Linked DNA regions of Homo sapiens: region 1 is linked to region 2. The links are chromatin loops, found by intact Hi-C in ENCODE. Cell type or tissue: Calu3. All regions are shown on one strand. Links, peaks and the distances in the headings refer to the core of each region. The heading gives the core; the rest is flanking DNA.

The links. Peaks named below come from ENCODE experiments on the same cell type or tissue, not always from the same donor. Only the 100,000 strongest peaks of a DNase experiment are listed, where the experiment ranks them.
Region 1: a loop joins it to region 2, with 2.9 times the contacts of the local background. A loop is called at or near these places in 1 of 110 quality-filtered maps.

What each region holds. Positions count from the first base shown.
Region 1 is chr13:36,416,775-36,423,591 of GRCh38, forward strand. No RefSeq gene overlaps it. Among named protein-coding and RNA genes, the nearest start is that of CCNA1, 12 kb to the right of the region's middle. In Calu3, for the core only: a CTCF peak has its summit at 3,808 (motif pointing right); a DNase peak (open chromatin) is centred at 3,807.
Region 2 is chr13:36,758,739-36,765,555 of GRCh38, forward strand. The region is part of intron 1 of LOC102723490 (a long non-coding RNA gene); the gene reads right to left. Among named protein-coding and RNA genes, the nearest start is that of RFXAP, 57 kb to the right of the region's middle. RefSeq lists enhancers at 2,979-3,484, 3,485-3,989. In Calu3, for the core only: no CTCF peak of the experiment used is centred there; a DNase peak (open chromatin) is centred at 3,323.

The DNA.
Region 1 (6,817 bases), core at 1,842-5,841, 340 kb before region 2:
AAAATCAGTTCCACCCTGAACTGCCCTTGAAATACATTGCTACAGATTATTAAATCACTCATATGAGTTAGAAATTGCATTTTACTTATCACACAGAAACCATTGCTGTTGTTGAACCGACAGATGATTAACCCCCAACAAATTCCAGTTTATTAATATTAGAGGGAGGACAGAGCACTGCACCTCAACACATGTGAGAGGACATGCCCAGCCCTGTCTATCCCAGTCTAAGAAAGTGTTCCCTTTTGTTTCTTTTGGTGGCCTTCAATTATTCTGGAGTGTTTCCCCCTCACTATTGTTGTGGTCTTAGCTTGTAATCAATAGTTAATCAGAATTTCAGAAGTTTCTATGTTGGTTATACCTCTTGACTTATCAAAAAAGCAAATTTCTATCTTGTTTTTATGTACTTCTTCAGGAAAAGGATCAAAGGCCAGCTTCCTATAACACAAAGACAGCTTAAACATGATTCAATATCTGCTTCTGGTGGGGTAAAATATTGATTGTGGATTCAAAGCAAGTAAATAGAAACAAAGAAAATATTTGTTATATTGATCATCTCGAATATTGCTTAGAGTATGCCATTATTTCCAAATCCCACTTACAAAGTACACAGTATTTTATCATTATTTAGTTGAATTTATTTTCACTGACTGGGTAAATAATCTTTCAGATTATTCTCCTAAAGGATTGGTATAGCAACAAGCTGTTAAACTGACCTATTTCGCTGGCTTCCTTTGGTTCCCTCCAGCCTGAATTGCAAACTCTATTTCTCTTCCTCTTTTAGTAACTGTGCCTGCTAGCTTCAGAAAAAAATTCTAATTTGTTATAAATAATCTTGGACTTGAAAGCCAAAAAAGTCATAGTTCTAGCTGTATATCTTCCATATTCCTTGTAATTGTGAGGATTTCTCCCAGAAAATTTCTACTTGAAAAACTTACCATCTTAATACTTAATGTTATTCTCATCACAACTCCAGAATTTTTCATCACAATACAGTATGCTTGCTTTATTAGGTAAATAAGTATATAAAGGAAAGCACTCTGGAATCTATCTATTGAAAAGTAAGTCTACACAATTAAGTAAACTAGTAATAGAAATTTTTGGTTCTAAAAGTGAAACTGTCCCTATAAATTTTATAAAATTACTCAGGAAATAAGGGAGGTGGAGAAACAAAACAAAAATAAACCAATCTTTCGGCATAGTCACATTAATCATTAGGTCAGCCTGCTCTTTGACCAGCTTCCTTATAATTGTTTGCTGCTTAACGTTCCAGAATCACTAGACCTTGTCATAAGACTATCGTTTTTCTTAACTGCTCTATAGATAACAGAAGCATTGTGAAATATTGAGTTTTCAATTTGAGATATGATTTCAGTTCCCCTGTACCAGTAAAACTACTAACACCAGCTGCTCTGAAGGATACCACAAAGAGCTGACTCACCAAAGAATGCAGTTTCCACATCCTGATGATTTCATGCCCCTTACCCTAACCAATCAATGACTCCAATTTTCCAGCCCCTTACTCTCCATAATCCCCTTAAAAACTTCAGCCCAGAACACCTCAGGGAGATGGAGTTAAGAGTCTCCTCCCATCTTACCACTGGTCTGCCTCGTAATCATTAAACTTTCTCTGCTGTCTCAGTGTATTGGTCTGAGAGCAGGCACATGAACCTGTTAGTCTAATAACAATAGTATCAAAACGCAGAACTGTGAGCACACTGCTGCGTAAATGATCTATTTCATATTTTCCAGAAAGCAGATAGGCAGCTCATTGTATTCCAATAAGGCTCATTTACACAAATAACGGGTCTGTTAAGTCACGAAGCAAGAAACGAAGCAACATATCTCAGATAAGGATTTATCTTGGGTGCTGATGAAGCATTGTCTGAGGAATGAGGATATCACAAGTCTGAATGTCAATCTGAGAGGCAAATTCTTAAATTATGGAAGGAGGGTATGAATTTGGTCACAAAATTTAACATAACAACTTTAGTAACAAAAATGAAGCTTAAGCGACAATTTACACTACTATTATATAAGTAAGTCTAGCATTCAGCATATTTAAGTAGGTAGTATATCTATAAAGTTAAATGATAAAAGTTGGGTTAATTTGCCAGGTTAGCAGAATCCAGATTGATCTTTTAGCTGTTCTTGTTCTACCTCTGGACTATTGCATGATCTTGGAAAAGAATGAACAGTTTTTTAACAAGGAAGATGTAATTTCTGGACGAACTCTCCTTGTTCATTTATAAATGGATCTTCCTTATAAATCACATGATGAAGTAGTTGTTTCTCAAAAAAACCTCTACATAGATGGTTTCATGTCATCATTTATTGGTACACTTTATCCTAAATTATGGTATAATAACTTAGGGGGAAGCTAGTCAAGAAAAACATACACATTTGCATACACAGTAGCAGATCTAGACTAATTATGATCACTCTTAATGCGCTATGACTGTTCTCAACTACCACCTAGTCTATCCTGCATTAACCAATATGGTAGCCACTAGCTGCCTGTGACTACATAAATTAAAGATTCAGTTATTCAGTTGCAATGGCTTCATTTCCAATGCTCAGTAGCCACATGGCATAGGAAATGTAGGTATACAGAACATTTTCATCACTGCAGAAAGTTTTTTATTGTTTTTGTTTTTGTTTTTGAGACAGAGTCTCACTTTGTCACCCAGGCTGGAGTGCAGTGGGGGAAATCTCTGCTCACTGCAGCCTCCACCTGCTGGGTTCAAGTGATTCTCGTGCCTCAGCCTCCCGAGTAGCTGGAATTACAGACGTGCACCACCATGCCTGGCGAATTTTTGTATTTTTACTAGAGACGGGGTTTCACCATGTTGGCCAGGCTGGTCTCAAACTCCTGACCTCAAGTGATCCAGCTGCCTCGGCCTCCCACAGTGCTGGGATTACAGGCGTGGGCCACCGTGCCCAGCCAGAAAGTTCTACTGGATAACACATTTAGCTTGAACTTGCAGCTTGCCATGATAATTGACTTCTTTAATAATTTTTTAATTATTCAGCAATTAATATTTTTATTATAGGAAATTTAGAAACTACAGATAAACCAAATGAATTCAATTAGGATCAGCTAATCCTGCGATGCAAACAGATAACTACTTAATATTTCATATTTATTTTTGGTGCTTCTTCCAAGCATATAAAAATTTTAAGTGAAAATCCAACATACTAAACTTACTGTTTTTATACTTTATCTCATAAAATATGTTATGAACATTTCTGTATGTCACTTTTTCTCTACATAATTTCACATGACTCTATAATAGTTTTTCAGAATACTGCTGCATAGTTGTCACTATAGACTACTACTGCCCTATACTTCATTTAACAAATCCCTTCATCTGAAACATACAGATGATTTTTAATTTCTCTATTATAAAAAGCTCTATAGGTGAACCTATTTATGATTAGTTTCTTAGTATAAATCCTAGAATTAGAATTCATTAGTGTTAATTTACTTCTGAAACGTCACTTTGAGAAATTTAATTTGATGGAAATAGGTCTGAACCAAGGTTTTCTCACCTACATAAGACAGGGATTAATGAAATGATCTCCAAGTACCCTCCTAGCTTTTCAGATCTAAGAATTTTTTCAGTGAGTGACAAAATATGAAATTCCTAAGAAGGAAGAAAGAAAAAAACACATAGGTTTGAAAAAGCAATTTAATACATCAGATTTCCTCCCTCATACACGTACAATAATGTCATGAAAGCAGCAATTTCGGGGCTGGTAGGGGAAAGATATGACCACCAGGTGGCAGCAGTACACAAAGTGCTTTGTGTGGTGCTTGGACAGGCTGGCATGTAGGAGTGTAGGTGGGGGTGAAGCCCAGGGCTCTTGGAGACCTTCCAGAGACCATGGCGTGGGGCCACCACCCAAAGGGGAAGAGAGCAAGGGAACTCCCTGGGGAGTGGAAAATCAGAGAAAGGGGGTTACCTGGCTAGGTGATGTCCCTCAGCCTCACGATGTGGGAGGCTCTGGGTCAGAGAGTTAGGAAGAACAGCACGGACTTGGGTCTTCCATAGCCTCAGGGTCTGGCATATCTAAGGCTAACAGATGTCGGTGGAGTTTCTGGGGTAAGCAAAGCAGGCAGGCTCTGAATGACTAAAAAATATGCTTTCTTGGGCCATATTTAAAACAATTGGCTGTACAAGAATTTGAGTTTGCTGCCGGCAGGCTTTTGAGCCAATGGTCTTGGTCAGTAATGAAGAAGTAAGCCACATAAAACCAATATAGAGAGGCCATCTTTTTCTCATTTTTGGAACAAGCATAACTTGCATCTTATTGTTCAATCACTTAATCAACAAACATTTATGAAGTGCCTACTATGTTCTGAGCACTATGCCAGGAAAAGAGCTTGCAAAGTTGAGGAAGATGTCATCCATGACGCTAGGGGACTCACGATTTTGGAAGAGGGCCTTTTGAATGGGAGAGTGGGACCCTGAAATGGTAGACAGGAAGCTGTTGCTCTTTCCCTCTTCGTGGGTTTTCCTAGAATAGCTGTCTAACTACTAATAATTATTTTACAGTGGGGGTACATTGTATCAAATGTATTACAATCAATCTACTTTTATCTCCAACTCCATAATCAATCTCTGTTAATAAGGAGAATTCATTATTATCAAAACTCATACATATGTAGGGATGGAGGTGGAGGGAAATGTGGCAGTTCTGGGCAATTATTAGAAAAGACTTTATGATTAAGATGTCTGAAATCAAACTTGCTCTTCACTTTCTTTTTCCTCAGAATTTAGCTAATCTTCTGGCTCCACTATCCTGTCATCAACCTGACCTAGAAATTGCAAAATATGTTTGTCTCCATCTTCTCCTTCAAAGCCAGCATACAGTCAGTTGCTAAGTCATCTAGATTCTGTGGTCAGAGTGACTTCACTGAACCTCCTGTTCTTTCTGTGTTCAGGGCATGATCCTGTTCAGGTCATCATTTCCTCTAGCAAGTGTTTCCTGAACATCTCCTACTCCCAAATCCCAGGCTACTCATTGCTCTCAGATGGTTCTTCTATAAATATAGCTCTAACTTCATCATTCCTCTGTTCAAAAGTGCCACAGCAAACTCCTTATTCTAGCATTCAAAAATACTACAGGACATTATCCCAATGTTCCTGATTGTAAAGTGTATCCTTTACTATAATCTCAGGTGTTATAGGACATCAGCATAATCCAAAACATGTTTTATAATCATCTTCTCAGAGTCTTTACTTATGCAGAACTCTTTTCCTAAAATAGGTTCCCCAAACCCTGCAGATCAAAACCAGATCCAGATTTCAAGGCTAAACACAAAATCACCATTTTCAAGAAACCTTTCCTCATTTCTGTAATTAACTGAAAACATATGTGGCTTTTAACCAGAACTTTCTCTGGACTTCTTAGAAAATTTTTACTTCACTCTAATTACCTTGTGTTGTGTATTTGACTAAATAAGACTAAAGTCTCCTAAAAGACTAAACTTTGCATAAGACTCTTTGTTACTCATTTATGCAACTTCTGTGTCTATTATTGGAATAAATGAAAATGTGTTGTGCTTTTCATATACACAGAGAACACTGTACTTCAGGTGGACTTTTTTTCACTGTTGATCAGGCAACGTGTTCAGTAATGGAAACTGATGGATGAAAAAAGATATTCTTTGTCAATAAAAACCAAAAATAGTAATAAATAATTCTGATATCATGGATAGAGCCACCAAGCTGCCTCATTCAGTCAGAAAAAATATTAATTGCCAAAAAAGAACACATATGCATGCACACAATTTTATGACTTATCATTATTATTAAAAAGTTACATGTGTTTGTGATTTCTTCTTTCCAAACAGAATTTTCACAACTGAAAACTATACAGATTCTTTAGGCTTTTTTTTTTTTTTTTTTGAGATGGAGTCTTGCTCTGTCACCTAGGCTGGAGTGCAATGGTGCGATCTCAGCTCATTGCAACCTTCGTCTGCCGGGTTCAAGCAATTCTCCTGCCTCAGCCTTCTGAGTAGCTAGGACTATAGGCATGCCACCACTCCTGGCTGATTTTTTTTATTTTTAGTAGAGACAGGGTTTCGCCATGTTGGCCAGGCTGTTCTTGAACTCCTGACCTCAGGTGATCTGCCTGCCTCAGCCTCCCAAAGTGCTGGGATTACAGGTGTGAGCCACTGCGCCTGGCCAGAGGACATAATAATTTTAAATGTATATGCACCCAACACTGGAGAACCCAGATATATAAAACAAATATTATTAGAGCTAAAGAGAGAGATAGTCCCCAGTACAGTAATATCTGGAGACTTCAATAGTCCACTTTCAGTATTGGACAGATCTCCCATACAGACAATCAACAAACAAACACTGGATTTAATCTGCACTACAGACCAAATGGATTTAATAGATATTTACAGAACATTTAATCCAATGGCTGCAGAATACACATTCTTTTCTTCAGCACATGGATGATTCTCAAGGATAAACCATATGTTAGGCCACAGAACAACTCCTAAAGATTAAAAAAATTGAAATAATATCAAGCATCTTCTCTGACCACAATGGAATAAAACTAAAAATCAATACATGGAAATTAAACAATATGCTCCTGAATGACAAATGGGTCAATGAAGAAATTAAGAAGGAAATTGAAAAATTTCTTGAAAACATGATAACGTCAAAACAACATACTAAACAGCAAAAGCAGTACTCAGAGAAGCTGATAGCTCTAAGTGCCTATATCAAAAGGAAGAAAAAATTCAAATAAACAATCTAATGATGCATCTTAAGGAATTAGAAAAGCAAGACCA
Region 2 (6,817 bases), core at 1,253-5,252:
AAGGAAGTGTCTTTGGATTTGCTGAGCCACAATCCAAAGCCTAATTATGATGCATTACAATAATCAAACTCTTTTTTGCCTGTTTGGTTTTCTTCCCCAAGTCTCTATGTTTAGGATCTTATTTGAATTGAAATCTTTGGAATTAAATGTTATAGACAGTGATACATACAATATGGGATAGTTCTTGTAAAATATAATGAACTGTAAAACCTTGTCATGATTTCAGCTTAAAATATTATTCTATGCCAGGGCAAATGTCAAAGACAATCATCTCCTTTTATTAAGCATTACCTAGAAGATGGATAATATTTAATATGTGTGATGACAAATCTACAAAGAAAAAGAAACACCAAAAGACTGTTCTCAGACTCTGTGATGTTCCACTGTTTAAACACACAGATATCTGTGATATCACAATGTTTAAACAAAATAAAATACCATTTCATATGTAAAGCAAGAATGCTAATCTCCAGATATAGAAGTTATAGGAATTCTTCCTTAAAAAAAAGAAGGTATTCCAAAAGTAAATTCTTATATTAATATTAATTCATTTACTTTTAAAAAGTCAATGTCAGCAGCTGTGCTTGCTAAGATACAAAATTTAAAACCACAGCGAGGAGATAAAATGTAATGGGAATGAATGGGAAAACCCTTGTTTGCCAATATTTTAAAGTCTCCTCTCTAGAAAGTAACTTCCTGGAGGCAGAACTATATTGCTTTTACTCATTTTTGCATCCCCAGAACTTTTCAACCACGCCTGGGACATAATAGTTATTTTATAAGTACTTGTTCAATGGATAAATAAATGAATGAAGTTAGGCAGCCATTAAATTTATTTCAAAGGGGAATTACCAAAAGCAGGCCACACAATTGTTTAGTGACAGAGATAAACTCGCTTTCAATGGAATGATTTGCTTGGCATATGGCTAGTTAGTAGCAGAGTTTAAGTTTATACTAATCTCTTCATTTCTGTCCTCTGGAATTTGTACTAAAATTACCTGGGCTGGCTGGGTGCCGTGACTCATGCCTGCAATCTCAGTACTTTGGGAGGCCAAGGTGGGTGGATCACTTGAGGTCAGGAGTTCAAGACCAGCCTGGCCAACATGGCAAAACCCTGTCTCTACTAAAAATAAAAATTAAAAAATTAGCTGGGCCTGGTGGTACACACCTGTAATCCCACCTACTTGGGAGGCTGAGGCATGAGAATCGCTTGAAACTGGGAAGCAGAGGTTGCAGTGAGCCAAGATCACACCACTGCATTCCAGCCTGGGCAACAGAGCGAGGTTATCTCAAAACAAAAACAAACAAACAAAATTACCTGAGCGTACAAGAGCAGAGATTGTCCTTATACTGCTGTGATGAGCTCTTCTCTAGCTACCTTCCAACAGCTGCAATAGGAAATAGGAAAGCCAAGGTTGAACACCTCAAGCTTCTTAAGCCCACCAGGAAGAAAAGAAGAGGGCAAAGCTTAAATGGAAGAGGGAGCAGATATTGGAAGAGGAAGGAAGAGGAGGAGAGGGGTCCAAGATCATTCTAATGTGACGAGAGGATTGGACACAAGTTTCACAATTTGCTTCATTTCCTTTGAATTAATGTTCTCTGGGACCCTTCTCAGTACTAACTTTCAATACCAAAGAACTAAATAAAATCCTAAATGTCAAAAAAAACCTAATTGTTTTCTACAGACAATGTCTATCATATGATTGAGCCTAAAGGAGATGCACAGCTTAAACACCAAGCTGAAAATAACATCCCATATGAATTAGGTGTTTTTCTTTTTCCCAACTACATACTTCTTGACTAACAGATATAGTACATTCCACATCTTACTGAAAAGACTAGATGATTTTTACTTTACTGGAAAAAAATTAAACGAAAGTTTCAATTTTTATTCAAAGGCATGTGAGGGGGGAAGGAAACCAATTGTAAAACACAGATAATATTTAAACCTTAAAGAAAATTGGAATATTTTATTTGTTTTTCAATAAATTATAAAAAGAGATGATTTAATGAGAAAGCAGTTGTTAGTACACATGGTAGAAAAGCAATACGCTCTTTAGCTTTAGTAGAGCTAATGATGTAATTGTCATCAGCAGATTACCCAAACCCAGAGCTGTAGGATTTCCTAGTTCAGTCATGAAAATAAGCAGGGTTCAGGCATCAGGGAAGAATGTAGGAGCATTGCCCTTTTATGTCATGGTTTTTTTATTCTTCATAGTAATTTTTATGGGCTGGGGGAGGTGGAAAGGCTGTAAGTTGTTGACACAAAAGCCAAACTCTGTAAAATATTTAGAGAGATCTATTCTGAGCCAAATGTGAGCACCATGACCCATGACACAGCCTCAGGAGGTCCTGAAAATATGTGCCCCCAAGGTGGTTGGCTTACAGCTTGGTTTTATGTATTTTAGGGAGACATAAGGCATCCGTCAATACATGTAAGATATAGATTGGTTTGGTCCAGAAAGGCAAGACAACTCGCAGTGGGGGCTTCCAGGTCATAGGTGGTTTCAAAGTTTTTCTAATTAGCAATTGGTTGAACAAGTTAAGTTATTGTCTAAAGACCTGTAATCAATAGAAAGAAGTGTCTGGGTTAAGATAAGGGGCTGTGGAGACCAAAGGTCTTATTATGTAGATGAAATCTGATAGGTGGCCACCCTTAGAGGCAATAGATGACAAATGTTTCCTATTCAGACCCTTAAAAGGTATTAGACTGCCAGCTAATCTCTTCAGGATCAGAAAAAGACCTATAGAGAAAAATGGATTCTCTACAGAATGTAAGTTTTCCCCACAAGAGACAGCTTTGCAGGGCCATTTCAAAATATGACAAAGGATTATATTTGGGACAAAATACTTTGATTTCTTTCAGAGCCTGCTATCTGTCCTGTGATGCTCTACTAGAGTCAGATTGGAATTTGGTATCTATTTGGTATCTTATTGCTACAAAGAGTCTGTTTGTCAGTCTTAAGATCTTTTTTTTTTTTTTTTTTTTTTTTGAGACAGAGTCTCGCTCTGTTGCCCAGGCTGGAGTGCAGTGGCACTATCTCGGCTCACTGCAACCTCTGCCTTCTAGGTTCAAGTGATTCTCCCGCCTCAGTCTCCTGAGTAGCTAGGATTACAGGCACGCGCCACCACACCCCGCTAATTTTTTGTATTTTTAGTAGAAACGGGGTTTCACCATGATGGCCAGGCTGATCTCGAACTCCTGACCTCAAGTGATCCACCCGCCTTAGCCTCCCAAAGTGCTGGTATAACAGGTGTGAGCCACTGTGCCCTGCCAAGATCTCTATTTTTATGTTAATGCTGGTCAGTTGTGCCTGAATTCCAAAGGGAGGAGGGCATAGTGAGGCAAGTCCACCTCCTCTTCCTGTCATGTCTTGAACTAGATTTTCAGGTTTCTTTGGAATCTCCTTGGCCATAGTGAAGCAGCTTTGTTGTCTGGGGTAAATACCAGGGGTTCATAGCTTCACGACAAGAAAATTTAGGGCACAGACACACACACAAGGGATTTAGGAGCAGAGGTTTAATAGGCAGAAGAAAGAGAAGGAAAACAGCTCTCTCTCTAGTGAGAGACAGGGTTCCCAGAGGAAAAGGCCACCAGCCAAGGAGTTCACCAGATTTTATAGGCAGGCTTGAGGAGGCAGTGTCTGATTTACATAGGGCCCACAGATTGGTTCAATCAGGTGTGACATTTACATAGCACATGGGAAAGACTGGCCACTCCACCCTAATCTTATTATGCAAATGGACTTCCCCCAGCCAGTGCCACCTTGTCTGCTCCTTATTATACACGTGGCTGACAAAGAAAAGGGAAGATGGAGCCGCCATTTTGAACATGATTGGCACAACTGCCAGCATCTATGTCTGCAGCTCGATTTTACAGGCTGCTCTTAGTTAAAAAGGAAAATGTTTTTGGGCTGCTTTTCATTAAAAGGAAAACCTTACCGAGGACTTCCATAGCGTCACTATCTGCCTAAGTAATTTCTTTTTAACTCCCATATCAATAGGAGGGGTTCATTCAGTTGGTTGGAGGGCTTAGAATTTATTTTTGGTACAAAGTGAAAATGAGAGTTACTTCCAGGGAAATGGCTTGTTGCACGCTCAATAGAAAATCCAGTGCCCCTCTCTCAAAATCTATGCAATAATGTTTATTGGTGTTTTCTCCACCTGGGGTAGATGGCTCTTAACTCTCTCTCTGTTTTTTGGAGACGGAGTCTTACTCTATCACCCAGGCTGGAGTGCAGTGGTGTGATCTTGACTCACTGCAACCTCCACCTCCTGAGTTCAAGCAATTCTCCTGCCTTAGTCTCCCGCCTGAGTAGCTGGGACTACAGTGTGCACCACCACACCTGGCTAATTTTTGTAGTTTTAGTAGAGATGGGGTTTCACCATGTTGGCCAGGCTGGTATCGAACTCCTGACCTCCAGTGATCTGCCTGCGTCAGCCTCCCAAAGTGCTGGGATTACAGGAGTGATCTTACTCTCTTTTTACAGCAAAGACTATTACACTGTCCAATCATTTCCAAGTTATATCCCTTGAGAATTACAAAGAATGTTAATAGATGCTACTAGAAAAACAAAACTTGTTATTAAAAAGCTTGAGAGTCTTAAAGAAAAATGTAAAACACTTTAGGATATTTCAGGGTTATGACACGAAATCCTGATTTGGGTTTATAATCTGGCTGCTGCCTGAATCTGTAGCCTGTCCCTGAATTCCTCCCATTTAAACTTCCAGAACCCATCAGCTCTCAGCACCTTCAAGTTGGCGCCTCCCTGCACACTGGCCTGGCTGCTGTCACTCTGCCAAGTCCCACCCAGGTTCTGCATGTCTGTGCTTCCACCATAGCTCAGTTCTCCTGACTCTTCACTTCTGTCCCTCACATGCCTCACGCTACTACTATAGAAATGTTTGTTGAAGAAATGGATGAATGAATGAAGCCTTTCACCTAACAGAAGGATGGGGATGAGGAAGGCAGGGTCTTAATATCAATGGAATATTAAAGAAAAACTCTTAACTATGCTCTTCAGCTCTTGGTTTTTCATGTGATACATTATGCATCCTGATTAAATCACTAAGGAACAGGCCAAAACCCTACCTGCTTATGGTAAAGAGAAAATTTTACTTTTATTTTTAACTCTATTAGACATGTAAATATCCTACAGCATAAAATCTATACAAATATATTCTTCCTCCCACCTGTGACTCGTTCTTCTATGAATCAACTTTTCTATTACTACTAGATTCTCTTTCTTGACACATGAGCACTCTAATTAATGAGAAGCTGATTTTTTTTCAGTACCACAGAAATTTTTTTTAAGGGTAAGGGGAAAAATCTATTCCAACAAAATGTCAGCCCATGGTAGAGTGGAAGGTGTATGCCTACGAAGCAGGACATACAAGTCCAAATGGGTATTCTGCATTCAGGATTTAGGAACTGGAAAATTGCTCTATGCAAATGAACCCATATCACCAATAATCTGTGTCTCCATGCCTACATGAAACTTCCAAATCCTCACAGGCTCCGTCACTTCACTTTATCCTGTACTGCAATCCCACAGGGCTGCCATCACCAGTACTGAACTGCTAATGAATTTTTCCTGCCCCTCTGCTCAAGTACAGCTGAAAGATTGTGTGCTGAAACTTCTAATTAGTAAGAGGCAATAAACAAGGACTGCAATAATTGTCTGAAATCACACACCAGGAGGTCTGCTTTTCACTTGCTCATCCAATCGTTTTTGTGTCCCCCTTGAGTTTAATATAATCCCAACTTCAAAGTTAAGACATGTCCTAACTTACTATTTATATGAATTATGTTCATGAGAATCAGGGCTGTATGTATGCACGGAGAAGGTAACCATCTATCTTGTATGACCACCTATATGTTGTGCTTTCCTTCTCAAAAAGATTACCACTCTCATCTAACCTGAAAAATTGAGAAATAGAATCTAAGATAAGACTTGTCTTCCTGGAAAGTTCTATTGGGTTTGGCCTTGTGCAATGTAAAGCATTCATATTAAAATTACATTGACATAACTCCCCTATGTATACACTGAGTCACACTTGCATGAAGGTGCTAGGTACCTAAACAGTCGAATTATTTTGTAAAAAGAAGACCGTGCCCCACTCAAAACTTCATAATTTGGTTAGTGATAGAACTGCTTTGAATAATACAGCCATAAAACTTAGCCTTGAAATTATCTTGACTTTATGAAGTTGCAATCAATAAATACTAAAGAAATGTCTAAAGGCATCTATATTCACTTCTTGTGGCTGCTGTAACAAATTTCCACAAACTTGGTGGCTAAAAACAACACAAATTTATTCTCTCACCATTCTGGAGGCCAGAGGTCTGAAATCAAAATATTGGTAGGGCCATGCTCCCTCTGCAGGCTCTTAGGGAAGAATTCTCGCTTGCCTCCTCTAGCTTCTAGTGGCAGTTGGCATTCCTTGGCTCATGGCTGCATTCCTCCAATCTCTGCCTCCATCTTCACATCATTATCTCCTCCTGTGTCAGTCTTTAATCTCCCTCTGCCTCTCTTTTACTAAGATACATGTGATTGCATTTAGGGCCCAACTGGTTAATCCAGGATAACCTCCTCATCTTCAGATCCTTAAATTAATCACACCTACAAAGACCCTTTCTCCAAATAAGGTAACATTCACAGGTTCTGGAGATTAGCACATGAATATTTTGGGGAGAAGGGAACATTTTTCAGCCTACTGTAATATCTGAGTGTTTCCTTAAGAATCATGAGTGATGTTTTCAGTGAGGAATACTTTGGTTTGCCTCAGGTTTGGCAATATAGAAAGAGAGGATTAG